Linked DNA regions of Homo sapiens: regions 1 and 3 are each linked to region 2. A link is a loop called in an ENCODE intact Hi-C map of the cell type or tissue named here. Cell type or tissue: endothelial cell of umbilical vein. All regions are shown on one strand. Links, peaks and the distances in the headings refer to the core of each region. The heading gives the core; the rest is flanking DNA.

The links. Peaks named below come from ENCODE experiments on the same cell type or tissue, not always from the same donor. Only the 100,000 strongest peaks of a DNase experiment are listed, where the experiment ranks them.
Region 1: a loop joins it to region 2, with 5 times the contacts of the local background. A loop is called at or near these places in 2 of 110 quality-filtered maps.
Region 3: a loop joins it to region 2, with 14 times the contacts of the local background. A loop is called at or near these places in 7 of 110 quality-filtered maps.

The regions. Positions count from the first base shown.
Region 1 is chr11:86,513,228-86,517,951 of GRCh38, forward strand. All of the region lies in intron 4 of ME3 (malic enzyme 3), which reads right to left. Among named protein-coding and RNA genes, the nearest start is that of CCDC81, 140 kb to the left of the region's middle. In endothelial cell of umbilical vein, for the core only: no CTCF peak of the experiment used is centred there; a DNase peak (open chromatin) is centred at 2,684; H3K27ac peaks cover 2,757 bases.
Region 2 is chr11:86,917,258-86,921,981 of GRCh38, forward strand. PRSS23-AS1 (PRSS23 antisense RNA 1) reads right to left here. Exons shown (of 4, transcript NR_187135.1): 2 at 3,979-4,724. It also overlaps a transcript of PRSS23 not described here. Among named protein-coding and RNA genes, the nearest start is that of PRSS23-AS1, 19 kb to the right of the region's middle. In endothelial cell of umbilical vein, for the core only: a CTCF peak has its summit at 2,531 (motif pointing left); DNase peaks (open chromatin) are centred at 1,944 and 2,334; H3K27ac peaks cover 2,495 bases.
Region 3 is chr11:86,357,994-86,362,717 of GRCh38, forward strand. LOC105369421 (a long non-coding RNA gene) reads right to left here. Exons shown (of 5, transcript XR_007062826.1): 3 at 2,221-2,334. Among named protein-coding and RNA genes, the nearest start is that of CCDC81, 15 kb to the right of the region's middle. In endothelial cell of umbilical vein, for the core only: a CTCF peak has its summit at 2,970 (motif pointing right); a DNase peak (open chromatin) is centred at 2,988; H3K27ac peaks cover 302 bases.

The DNA of each region.
Region 1 (4,724 bases), core at 494-4,493, 400 kb before region 2:
GCTACTAAAATTTCAAAGTTCTTTTTTCTTTTTCTATATGTATAATTTCATGCTCTGCTCTGCAAAAATAACACCTTTTGAAATGTGTTAAGAGCTTTTAACCACTTCTCAAAGTGCTTTTCCATCTATTGCCTAAACTGCGGCTAGCTACAAAGGATTTTGAAAGGATTGCCCTGGCTGGGGATTTTGAGATGTCTAGTCCAAAGACTTTATTTTATAAATAAGGACACTAAAGTCCAGAGAGGTGAAGTCACTTGTCCAAGGTCACACAGCTCATAAGCAGCTGGGTCCACCTGAACCAGGATCCTGAGTCCGATGCACTTTCCACTAATGCAGAATATTGGTTTTCTCAAGGATCTAGTTCTTGACAGACACCTAGAGGTGGGAATTGTACCAAACAGAAATGCACATTGGGGTCCCTAATAGTTTTCTTTGAAGTATATTGAGGAAGTAAAATGTGCGGGGCTAGGGATTATGATGATAAGCAAATGTATTGCAGGTGCCAGTCAGAACCTTGCCCATCCTTCCATTTCCTGGTAGTACTGCATCTAAAGCAGCTCAGAGAAGATATAGTACCCCCAGGGAAGAATACCTCTTCAATGACCTCAGCAATGTATTTACAGATTTAGCCTATTTTCACTCAGAAGATACCATTTTCTCCAGCAGTAACTAGTGATGGGGTTGGTTCTTATCTGTTTCCATGATGATATGGTGGTTCTGGGTCCCCACCCAAATCTCATCTTGAATTGTAATCCCCACGTGTGAAGGGAGGAACCTGTAATCCCCACATGCAGAGAGAGGGAGGTGAATGGATCATGGGGGCAGTTTCCCACATGCTGTTCTTGTGATAGTGAGTGAGTTCTCATGAGATCTGATGGTTTTATAAGCATCTGGCATTTCCCCTGCTTGCATTTCTCTCTCCTGCAACCTTGTGAAGAAGGTGCCTGCTTCCCCTTTGCCTTCCACCATAATCATAAGTTTCCTGAGGCCTCCCCAGCCATGTGGAACTGCAAGTCTATTAAATCTCTTTTCTTTATAAATTACCCAGTCTCTGTTATTTCTTTATAGCAGCATGAGAATGGACTGATACACATGAGATTCTGATCACCTGAGAAATGCAGACACTAACCCCTCTGCATTCCTTCTTAGTGGCTTCAGGAAGAATATTTAGGTGCCTCAGGAGGTGCTCCTACCTAGGCCTGCTTAGTTTCACCCTGAGATCTCAGACCCACAGGAGTTCCTGAGGCTGGAATGGGGATTTTCAAGTGATTTCCAATCATACAAAGCACTGACAAGTGATGAGGCTTCAAACAACTCAAGTGATGGTTCACAGAAATGTTAGAGAGAATGTAGCATAGACTAGGGGTTTAATGTATGTGCTTTGCAAATGCAGGCTCGAAACCCAGCTCTATTACTTCCTAGCTACATGGCTATGAGTAAGTTACTTCCCTTCTTCAAGCTTCAGTTCCTCATGTGTAAAATGGAAGAAGTGACACCACCTGCACCATACACTTATTTGTTACAATGATTAAATAAGTCAATGTATCTTTAAAAAATACATTACAGTGTCTGCTGGCCCATAGTAAATACATAACAAATGGTAGCTGTTAGTGTTGCTGATCTTAGTTCAGAGGTTAAAAGTGTGGGCTCGGGAGTCAGATCGCCTGGGCTCAGATGCTGGCAAAATGTCCAGAGAGATATTTGGCTCATAGTAAGTATTTGGTAAATGTTTGTAAATAATTACAAATTAGTGTTTTAGCTAGAATCATCCATTTTAGTATGCATGTTTGTCAGGAGCCATGATGAATAGTTATGTGTGTTACTGAAATAAGAAGACGGTTGTAAATAAAGTATGGCAGGTAGAAAATCTTTCATTATATGGGTCACTGAGTAGGAACAAAATATAAGGATCTTTGGTGATGCACAATTGGGACTAATTTTCCATGTTCCCCGCAAAAGCTAATATTCAGTGAGAAAGAGATCAAGGGAAAACATGTCACACACAAAAAGGCAACATTTATTTTTATTTAATGAGCTTTTTTTGAGTATCTCTGTTCCAGGGACACTGGCAGGCCCTTTATGTACATTGTCATAATGCTCTTGCAACACTATCCAGAGGGCATCGCCATCATTTTACAGATGAGATTAAGAGGTAGATCTGTGAAGGTGGAGGTGAGATTAGAACACAGGGCTCTTAGATCCCAGAAACATGGCCCCTATAGGTGTGTGACTTGGGACTAGTCACTTCACCTCTCTGTGCCTTAGTTTTCTCAGCTGTAAAATGGGGACATTGGTTTCTCCATTACGGGAATGACTGTGAGAATCAAACAAGGCAAATTTGCAAAATCTCTGCACACTGTAAAACCCTGTAGACACTTGAATCTTAATATTTGTCTAACCTCGTCCAGTCTGGTAAGTCTGAAGGGGGTGCTAAAGTGAGCCTCCCTGAGATCCCGCTGATATGGTTTCCTGGCAGCTCTTTACGGATGATTGGGGTAGTCATTTAGGTGCCAAGGAGCTCTCTGTATTCCACAGCTGGGTCTGTTTCAATCTTCTCTCCTTGAGAATGAGTCAAAACCCCTTTGACAGCTAATGTGACATGTTTAAAGTGGTATTATCCTGCTCTGAGGCACAATGGGAGGCAGGAAGGTGGGAAAACACAGGAAGCCGCAGGCCAGGCTCTGCAGAGGTGCAGAAACATTTCCAGCTTTTGAGCAAATTATAGGCTGCCCGGGGATCCCAAGGCACTAAACATCCTGCAGTGAGTTACTGCAATCTGAACACTCATCAAGGCTAATGACTCCTCTGAGTCATTAGAATGCAACTTCTTTTGCTACTCCTAGAGCTGAGAACATGGGCATCTGGAATAGAAGCAGTCATGGAAATCTTGCTTTTAATAGCCATTAACTGGAACAGGACAAAAACAAAAATAATTTTAGCTACTGATTACTTCTCCCAAGTTTTTCCTGTTTACTTCAGGGAATCAATTTTGGAACTTGAGGGATGGAAAAATATATGGTGGATATGGCATGCTACCTACCTATGGAATCCAGGGTTTAAACAAATAGATGTCTTGCTTTACATAAAATACAGTTTATTCCTGAAAAGTTGTGAGTAAATAAAATCTCTCTCTCTCTCTCTCTTTGTGTGTGTGTGTATATATATATATATGTTTTGAGAGATGGAGTCTCACTCTGTCACCCAGGCTGGAGTACAGTGGCATGATCTCTGCTCACTGCAACCTCTGCCTCCCAGATTCAAGTGATTCTCCTGCCTCAGCTCCCCAAGTAGCTGGGACTACAGGCATGTGCCACTATGCCCAGCTAATTTTTTGTATTTTTAGTAGAGATGGGATTTCACTATATGTTGGCCAGGCTGGTCTTGAACTCCTGACCTCAAGTGATCCACCCACCTCAGCCTCCCAAAGTGCTGGGATTACAGGCATGAGCCACCGTGCCTGGCCTAATATCTATATCTAAAATTATATTGTATGTGTACTCAGGAGGTTGCTGTTTAAAGGGAAGCTACAGGGAATTGCTCAGGAACATACATCACTGTCCCCTGATTCATGGCTTTCACATTTGGACTTTCCTACTTTCATTTCCAAAAAAGACCACAGGTTCTCTCTTAGCTAGTGCTTGGTCATCAGGGCCCACTGACCAAATGAGTGGCCAGAGAAGGGGCATGGCTTCTGCTGCATGGAGCTTTGGGTTAAGTAGGCAGAGAGGGAAGGGAATGGTCATTTAACAAAAATTGCACGGAGTACCTGATCTATTCCTTCAAATACTTATTTCATTTGGTCTGAAAGGCATATTTGTTATGGGCTGTTCATCCTGGAACAGGGTTAAAACTTCTTTCTGTCCTTCGTGGAAGCAATTCATTCTGTTCTGTAAATATATTCTGTTCTCTCTTGCAAGCACAAGGCAGGCTGCCCTTCCATGATTTGTTGAAATAAAGCACAGCCCGGTGACCTGCTTTGGCCAATAAAATGCAACATGGCACCTCTGGGTGGGAGTGTTTCAGAGTCAGTGTGATTTACCATCTTCTCTTTTTCTTTTTGCCACATAACCTGTAGAGTTCCAGATAAGACTACTTCATTAGCCTGCATCCAGTGTGAGGGTGACATAGAGCACAGTCCCTAGATGTGGGGGTCAGAGACACATGGTGCAGAGCACAGAATAAACTGTGCTTTAGGCATTGAGATTTTAGGGTTGTTTGTTCCTCAGCATAATATGGCTAAGAAACATTTTGTTTGTTCAATAAAGATGTCCAGAGATGCTCAGTTCCAATTTAATCAGAGCTCCAACCTGTCGACATGTTGGAGCTCTGATTAAAGTAGAAGTGAGGGAACCCCCTTTTTGAGGGACTTTGCACTGCTTTTCATCTCAGCATCCACTGTTCTTTCAACAGACCTCTGGCAATGAGAGCAAAGGAAAAGAATTCCTTGTGGGAAATGATGCTATGACACTGGGAGGTAGTAATTGATATTTAGGAAATTATATCTCTGATGCATATCTCCTTCCACTAGACTCATGTTCCCTGAGGGCAGGATGACATTTGTTCCCAGGGCCTAGCGTAGCACCAGGCACATGGCAGGTACTCTATAAGTGATGTATGTGTTAGGTATGGTAAGTTGTTCAGAATATGGGTGCTGGAAGGAGGCAGAGCTGGGCCTTTATTTTGACAGTTGTAAACTAGGCATATAATAATGTTTACTTCAAAGT
Region 2 (4,724 bases), core at 261-4,260:
GCAGTGAGCTGAGATTGTGCCATTGCACTCCAGCCTGGGCGACAGAGTGAGACTCCGTCTCAATCAATCAATGAATTTGTGATCGTGGGCCTCTGGTGTAATATTTCTGGGGAAAAAAATTAAGGCAAACATAGGGAAATGTTAAGATCTGATAAGTCTGTATGGTAGACACATGAATGGATCTAACTAATATCCATATTAATCACTGATTTTCAGTTTCCTTGTCCACAAAATAATATCTACTTCATTGAGACTTTTGTGTCTTGAACAAGAAGTGTTAGGTCAAGTGCTTAGCACATTTGTGTCCTAACTCTTTTCTTGCAGCAAGAGGAATGAAAGGTAGCTCTCATTACTTGATTTTTTAATTCTAATGCTTAAAATCGGACTATCTGATTTGTAGGATCTGACCACAGTCATCCTGGCTATCATCCCACAGTGGCTGTGTCCCATAGTGACATAGATATTTCAATGGAGAAAAGATTGGACCACATTAGGGCAGATGATTGATCTCAGCCAATATCTCACCCAGTATTGGAAGCCTTCCACAGTAATGTATGAAAGTATAATTGATTGCCTATTCATTTACCAAACACCACATGCTGGGCATTGCACCAAGCACAGGAAATTAATAGATGCGAAGACCTAATTCCCTGGCCACAAAAAATTCACTGTGTAGTAGCAGAGACAGAGGCAGAAACAAATTATTTCAATAGAATTCAGTATATGCTAGATTATTAGCCCAAAGGAAGAAGTAAAACATTTACCCACACTTAGCAATCACATTTAGCTATTTCATTTTTAGTAATGAGGCCTATAGCTCTCACATACCTTTGAATTTTAGAAAATGTTAAGACGACTCTTTTTGCTGAAAATAAAAAGATATCACCTTCACAAAGGATGAGCTCATTTACGTAGGAAATAAAATAAAGCTATTGTGTCAGTATATACAGAAATGAATGTAAATGCAGAGATGAAGCTTGGGCAGGGAACACACCATTGCCAAAGTGCTTATTGGGAGAGAGGAGAAGGTAATAGGAGGGTGGTGAGAAGGTTGTTCCCTTGTTTCCCATATATTTCTGTATTATTTGAAGATTTTAAATCAAAGATGTATTCATATATTGTTTATGTTATAATTGCATTATTGTCTATGTACAGAAAGAAAGAAAGAAGTCTTCTCCCAGATATCCACATCTGCTTCAGATCTTTGTTCAAATGTCACTTTCTGAATATCCTATTTTTAAATTGCCACCTCACCACCATTAAAATCCCCATCCCCTTCTCTGTCTTCATAGCATTTACCACAATCTGACATCCTATATATTTTACTTTTTTACAAAATATTATTGTCTGTCTCTCCCAGACAATTAGAATGTAGGCTCTGTGAGAGCTGAGATTAGTGTGTGCCAGCTTTACAGCTGTAAACCCAGGGCCGAGGACATATACCAGGTGTTCCACAGGCCAACAGCCTGAATGTATACAGCATTATGCTAACAGCAGTTATTTCTGAATGGAGAGACTACAGATGTCTTTTATTTTCTTCATTCTGCTACTTGGTATCTGAATTTTTGTAATGAGCGCATATTAATTATATTACCTAAGAAAACAACAAAGCTCTTTGAATTTATTATTATTTTAATAACCTGGGAACTAAGAAAGAGGCTCCAGTAGAAGCCACCATGGAAGGAGTAAGGGCCTAGTGGGAGTCAGGCCAAAGAGCATAGGCGAAATCTCCTGAGATACTTGGTGGAGTAAAGTTAGTTGGAATTAAAAAACCAACTAACTTATGACTCCTCCACTGCCTCGCAGTTTCCAGACATCCGCAAAAATGCCTGGTGCACGGGTCACTGTTTCACAAAGGGTCTTCTGCCTCATAGCTTCCCATCCCCAAGCAGCGGGGCCCAGAAATTTGCCCACATCCTTCCATCCAGCAAATGTTTTTATCTGGGTCCTACTTAGGTTTCAGCCAATTCTTTGCTGAGCAACTTGGCTTCCTGTTTTCCTTGGGAACCAGACTCTTTTTAAGTTGGAGCCATAAAAAGAATGAAATCCTTTACCTGATACTTTTCTATTCGGGTATTCAAGCCTGCCACAGACGGAGGCCCTGTGGGCCACTCTCTCGTTGTGGGCACTGGCATCTTAGCCCAGCACTTTGAATAAGGCACATGTGAGAGTGAATGCTGCGCTTTTTTCATTCTTTTCTTCTCTCTCTCTTGTTTTTTTTCTGTTCTATTTCTAATTGAAAGCCATTGTCTTGAGTGAATGATTGTAGAGAAGGCTTACTCCTCATCTCAAAATGCCATCTCATAGGAGCAATGGGAGAAAGTGGTCCTGCCAGTCTGAAAGTTAAGAGACTTGGTTTCTCATAATTGTTCTGCCATTAAGTTGTTACGTGATCTTAGTCAAATCATGTTACCTCCCCGGGCCTCCGTTTCTTCATCTGCAAAATAAAGTTCTTTGCAGTGTTTCTCAAGTCCCTGCCCAAATCAGTGTTTGTTTAACTGAGGATGAACAGTGACACCTTGTGGTTCTCCTTGAGCCATGTCTTTGTTTTTTCTAGCCCAAGTTTAAGGGAGCCAAGGGTATCTTTGCCTGTTCCCCTGCCTGGCCCACCTACCCTAGCAGCTTCACTTAGCATGGCTCTAACCTGGTCTCCCCCTAGATTCAGAAAAGTGCATCCACCCTTTGTTCACCAGCTGCTTCCCAGCCTCAACTTGGCCAATGTTGCTAAAATCAAACTACAAGTAGACTGCAGACGCCAGCGTGAAGGCCTGTGCTTCTGTGGTGAGGTCTGCGGTTTGGTGTGAATGTGAGGGTATCAGCCCCAGGTGTTTTTTAGGGCTGCTAGTGCAGTCCCAGAGAGGGACCTGGGCAACAGCTCAAGGAGCAAGACTGAAGATTTTACTGTTTTCCAGCACTCCTACGAATTTGTAAAATTATCAGATTCCAAATTGTTCTATGCCATAGTTTTTCCATTCATAAAATAAGAAAAATCTGCCATAGCACTGCCTTCAAACTCAGTTAGTCTATTCATTCATTTACTTATTTGTTCTTCAAATATTTAATAAGCATCTTCCTGGTGCCAAGTTCTGAGCACCTACCTGTGCCAGTAGTCCGAACTTGAGAAGACACAGTCTCTACTTTTCAAGACCCTGTTCTTGTCTAATGAAGAAGAGAGAAGGAGGAAAAACTTCCATTGCCATGCAATAAGGTAAGCTTATGGCAGATAATGTGTACACATAATGGCATGGAAGCCTGGGGACAAACATCATACTAGGCCTGGGAAGAATGTTTGACAGAGAACAGGACACTTAAATACGGACGTTTACAGAATGGAGTTTGCCAGAGGAGACTCTTCAGGAAGAGAGAACAGAGTGGGAATAGGTACATAAACATGATCTATCTAGATGCCCTACCGTAAAATCAAAACACAAAACCCTACTGACTCAATTCCCTCCCCTTCCAGATATTACCCCATTTCTCTACTTCCCATTGTAGCCAAACTTTCCAAAAATTCATGTTCTGTCTTCATTTCCTCATGTTCAACCCACCCTGTCTTAGCTACCACCCCTCAGTAACGACCTAGCCTGGGTAGAAACAAATGTCAGCATGATACCATACTCAATGATCCTTCGTCACTGTTGTCATTGTCATCATTCCATGGCCTTACTTTCCCTCTCAGCGCCATTTGCTACAGTAAGAAACTTTCTTTCTTGAATTCTTGTTTCTCTTGGCTTCCATGACACCCACTCTCCTATTCATGCTCCAGGTTCACTGTCTGCTCCTTCCTGGTCTCCCTGTTCAGCTCCTCCTACTCCGTTCAACATTAAATGTCAATATTCTTTTCTTCTTTCTATCTAGGAAATCTCATTCATTCCCATGGTTTTAAATGTCATGTACCAGCTCCTAAATTTTGTATATCCAAACCTGACCTCTGAAATCCAGTCTTAGCAACTAGTGAGGTCTCAGCTTAAATATTACCTGAAGGTTGTGTGATCTTCCCTGACATTTGTCTTCTTATCTGCTTCTCGCTAGATTGAGAGCCCCACGCAGGCAGATTCATCCTTACTTTCTTCAAACTTGCATGTTTAATGATTAGAACAGTTCCCAGGATACTCAAAAATTATTTGTTAACTAATTTCTGAATGAAATATAAGTAAATATAAGTATTTAAAATAGAATAAATCTGTGATTTTGATTGTTTTTAAGAAATTATTCACTCAATCCAGTTCAAGTTCAGCCAGGCAAGCCTCACAAAGGAGCATATGCTTAATGTTTCAGGATGTGATCTAATTTTTAATTGTTTCTTGATACAAAGTATCACCTTTTTCTAGTGACTGTTTCTCCTCCTCCATCATCTACTCTTGCCCAGTGGGAGATTTCCCAGTGAAATCCCACCGATGATCTGAATCAGAACATTTCATTCTCCATGGTTATTTCAAGTTCACAGACTTTATTTGTGGCCCTTGTGGCAGTTGATACTTTTTCAGGAAATACTATAGTTGCAGCAGGCCCTGTTACAGCTTAGTGGATATTCATGTTGTGGATGCTTTTTTACCGAAACACACAGTAACCAAGTATCCAGGAGCGGGAGCTAGAGACACTGTGGTCCAGACCTGTGGAAAAGGGAACACCACTCCTGGCAAAGGGAAGCAACAGGCAGCACATTTTGTTCAAAGAAACAAGGTGAACCCTCTTGGAGTTAAACTTGAGGCTGACATCCATTT
Region 3 (4,724 bases), core at 494-4,493, 560 kb before region 2:
CCCCCCTTATCTTAAGCATTTCTTTATGTCGACTTCCATTTCTCAAGCAAAGCTTAATCCTTTTAATCGTCAATCAGAAAATCTTTGAATGCATCTATGACCTGGAAGAACTCCTCCACCCACATCCCCCACTCTCTGCTTCAAGATATCCTGCCTTTTATACCTTACATGTATTGATTTATGTCTTTGCCTATAACTTCTGTCTCTCTAAAATGTATAAAACCAAGCTATAATCCAACCACCTTGGGCACATGTTCTCAGGACCTCCTGAGGCTGTGTCACAGGCCATGACACTCATATTTGGCTTAGAATAAACCACGTCAAATATTTCACAGAGTTGGACTTTTTTTTTGCTAACACCCTCAAGCCTCAAATAACAAAAGCAGTCCAATAAAGCATTGAAGTGAGGACCAGTTGTTACAGGAGAGGGGTCCCAATCCAGACCCCAAGAGAGGGTTCTTGGATATCATGCAAGAAAGAATTCAGGGCGAGTCCACAGTGCAAAGTAAAAGCAAGTTTATTAAGAAAATAAAGTGGTGAAAGAACAGCTACTCCATTGATAAGAGTAGGACGTTCCTGAAAGTCAGAAGAGGAATGCGTCCACCCTAGGTACAATGCTTGTATATACGGGGAGATGTGCTCTGCTACAAGGGTTTGTGATAAAGGATTAATTTTCTTAATTACTATATTTTGCAAGAATTGATACTATTATCTTTAAAGCAAAATCAGGAATGCCTTTCTTCTCCAGATATCAGGATATCTGGACACTCCCAAGTCTGGGTCTGTTTAGGAAACATTATTAATTTGTTCCCTTAACCGTAAACATTTAGAGGCTAGGAATGCCTCATTTTCTGAGAATGCAGCCCAGCAAGTCCCAGTCTTATTTTCCTAGCCCTCACTCAAAATGGAGTCACTCTGGTTCAAACGCCTCTGACACAGTGACTGAGTATGCCCTTGGGTATGCCCTACTTATTTTCTAGTGTCAACTCTTTCGTTGACAGTTTCTCTGTATTTCTGAGAAAGGGATATCCCAGGGAGTCAGAAAGGGAATCAGCCTTACAATCTCTCCAGCTACTGACACTTCTCCTCTATAGTGAGCCACAGTGAGGGGGAGGCCAGTCAGCAGCCATATGGAGTGGGGTTCTGCTTCCCTGATCCAAATAGGTTGTTTTCTCTGTGTACAAACTAGACCTTTATAGAGCTTCAAGCTGTTCTTTACTAAAGAGTCAAGTGAACATTCCTGAGTCACTTGGAGTCCATAGGCAGAGATCAGGCATTCAGCTTTTGGTCTAGTCTCTCCCCACCTCTAAGCAAGAGGAAGGCAGAACCTCACCTCATAAGCCATCAGATGACAGGCTATCTCAGGAGCAATTCTCCGTTTCTTTTACACAAACCACCCTTTAGCCCTCCGAATAAAGTTTCAGCCCCTAGTTTCTTTTGCATTTCATAGATTTTCTTGCTTAATATAGCCACTGGATGTACACATGTATTCTTTCTGCTTTTTTGTCTCCATTTGTCTCTTCAGGGAGAGAGATTCTGTAAAGACTGAAGAACAGGGGGAGTCCACTGAGTGCTTTCCAGCTGCAGCTGGTTTCCCCCTAAAGTACCACAAATCAATGTGCCATTATGAGGATTAATTGAGGATTAATTTTCGTTCCATCACTCTGCAATCTAATCTACATTAGAAACATCTAATCTTCCTATTGACATTTGTCCTTTCCTTTTTCTGGTTTCCATTTCAAAGGACCCTCACATTAACGGCACATGGCTCTACTTAAGCAACCTGGTTAACTAAAGCTAGGATTTAAATGTTTCTCTTTAATCCTCAAGTTTATTCTCTGATAATGGGGTGGAGGGGTGGATAGTCTCCTTTTATGCCACCACACTAGTTGGATATTTAGTGGTTTTATAAACTTGTAAGCAGACAAGGCCACAGATATTGATTTGGACTAACTGAAGCAGAAGGAAATTATTGGAAGACTGTTGGGATGCTCAGAGTGATGGGAGCTAGGACAATCAGACCTGGAAATGGGCAGGAATCAAGAGGGATCTGGGGGATTGGCCATTAGGAACCCAGGCAATTTTCTTAAAGCAAGATAGTGAAAAGTGCATACCATCCCTGTGGAAATAACTTCCACATTTTCCTGCTGTCTGCCTGTCAACAGCTCAACAGTCTGAGCCCCAGAAAGAGCATCTGATGACTGATATTGGGTCACATACCTGGCCCCTGGTCCTGCAGAGTCAAGGAGGGCAAGGATCTGTTTCCTTCGGCTTTGGTAATGGAATGTAGTCACCAGGAATGGCAGCCCCACTAAGATTACACACAATGTAGATCTGTGAATTCCAAAAGGAAATGTGGAGGCTCTTAGGGCAGCCAAAACAAAACAAATGCCAACCAGAACTGTTTTTTTCTTTTGAGGTGGAATCTAGCTCTGTCACCCAGGCTGGAGTGCAATGGCACGATCTCGGCTCACCACAACCTCCGCCTCCTGGGTTCAAGCCATTCTCCTGCCTTAGCCTCCCAAGTAGCTGGGACTACAGGCACACGCCACCACGCCAGGCTAATTTTTGTAGTTTTAGTAGAGACAGGGTTTCACCATGCTGGCCAGGCTGGACTCAAACTCCTGACTTCAAGTTATCCACCTGCCTCAGCCTCCCGAAGTGCTGGGATTACAGGCGTGAGCCACTGTGCCTGGCCAGAACTGTGTTTTCAGTGGGCCAGTTGAAATGTAGGAGAAAGAAATTGAGAAATAAGGATGGAAGGAAACAGGGAGAAGGGTGGTAGAAAATGGAAGTGAGCAAGAAAGCAGAAAACATTCACTCAAGAAAAACTGTTCTTTGGCAATAGGTACATCTCTATGCAAGTCAGTGTGGCTTTTTTCCTCTAACATGATTTTAAAAGCTCTCTGAAAGCTCAGAAAACAGAAAACACATCTTGGTGACCTAGAAGTATAGTCATCTTCTTTCACCACCAGATGGTGCTTTATGTATAGAATGGAGGACAAGGATCCTGAGGACATTCCCAAACACTTGCATATTTAGGAAGCTCTTTTACTTAACAGTGATTCAAGAAATATTGGGGAAATGCAAGCCCAGATGAGGGACGCCTAACCTAGCTATACAGATAGGCAGGGGAGGGCGTCCTTAACCACAGTTGAGGCTTGCACCCAAGGACAGGATAGAGATTGGGAGGGGAATTCCAATTTAAGAAAGAACCACCAGAAGTAGAGAGGCTTAAGAAAGCACATTGCCTTCTAGGAATCACAGGTTGTAGGCTGGGAATGGACAGTATTTCAGGTGGAGGAAATAGAATGAACAAAGGTGTGAAAAATGTACAAACAGATTTGGATTTAACTATGGTTATTCAATTGTTTAGCTTATTATTGGGATTGTCTCAATTCTGCATCATATGACCTGACCTTGGAAAAGCGGGCCATCTGTTTAGGGTAACAACTATGATTCTATCCCTCAGAATACTCAGTTTTCCTTAGCCAGTCCTTGCTCTTTAGCTTCCCCATTTTCTTGTCCTTTTCTGTGCTAGAGGTGTATTGAAACTGATGCATTGCAAAACTGGTATTACATTAAATACACTGAACCTCAGATGCTTATGGAACACTTACACTATTTATACAGAAGAATAAGCAAAAGTGTCCAGGCACGGGGGCTCATGCCTGTAATCTCAGCGCTTTGGGAGGCCGAGGCGGGTGGATCATGTGAGGTCAGGAGTCTGAGACCAACCTGGCCAACATGGTGAAACCCAGTCTCTACTAAAAATACAAAAATTAGCAGGCTGTGATGGCAGGTGCCTGTAATCTCAGCTACTCGGGAGGCTGAGGCAGGGGAATGGCTTGAACCCAGGAGATGAAGGTTGCAGGGAGCCAAGTTTGTGCCACTGCACTCCAGCCTGGGCAACACGGTGAGACTCCATCTCAAAAAAAAAAAAAAAAAAAAAACCAAAAAAAAAGAATAAGCAAAAGCTCCTACCCTATAACACTGATGCATTCTGTTTGCATTTTATTCCATGATTTACACAATAATTATATATTGTATCCTTATGATATGTCAGATACTGTGTTGGCACTTTACATATATCTCACTTAATCCTTAATACCATCTGGAAATAATAAACATTTTATGGATGGTGAAACAGAGACACAGAGAAATCGAATAGCCTGCTCAGGGTTTCCAGAATAGCAAAATTAAAGGCCTAGGGTTTAGTTTTCCACTAAAGATTCTCATGGCTGGCTTCTTCACGTCATTCAGGTCTCTGCTCAAATGTAATCTTAGAGAAGCTACATTAATCCATCTGAAATAGACACCTCACTGTGCATCCAATTGTCCTGCCTTATTTTTCTTTGTAACATTATTATATTATTTATATTTGTATTGTCTGTATCTCCTCCTAGACTATGATCTCTGTTAGGACAAGCTCTTGGTTGTGTTTGCTGCTTATTACCACACTACCCAGACCAGAGCCTGGCACATAATAAGGAGCTCAACAAATTTTTGTTAAGAATAATTGACTCTTAGACCCAAACTCTTAGCCACTATGCTATATTTTGTCCCTAGATGGGATTAAGAAGGTTTACATTTTGAATATCCTGATACCAAAGAGCATGCTGCACAAAGCCTGTGCATGGAATGTGCCAAATAGTATGTAAACTGCGCCAGACGCGGTGGCTCACGCCTGTAATCCCAGCACTCTGGGAAGCCGAGGCGGGCGG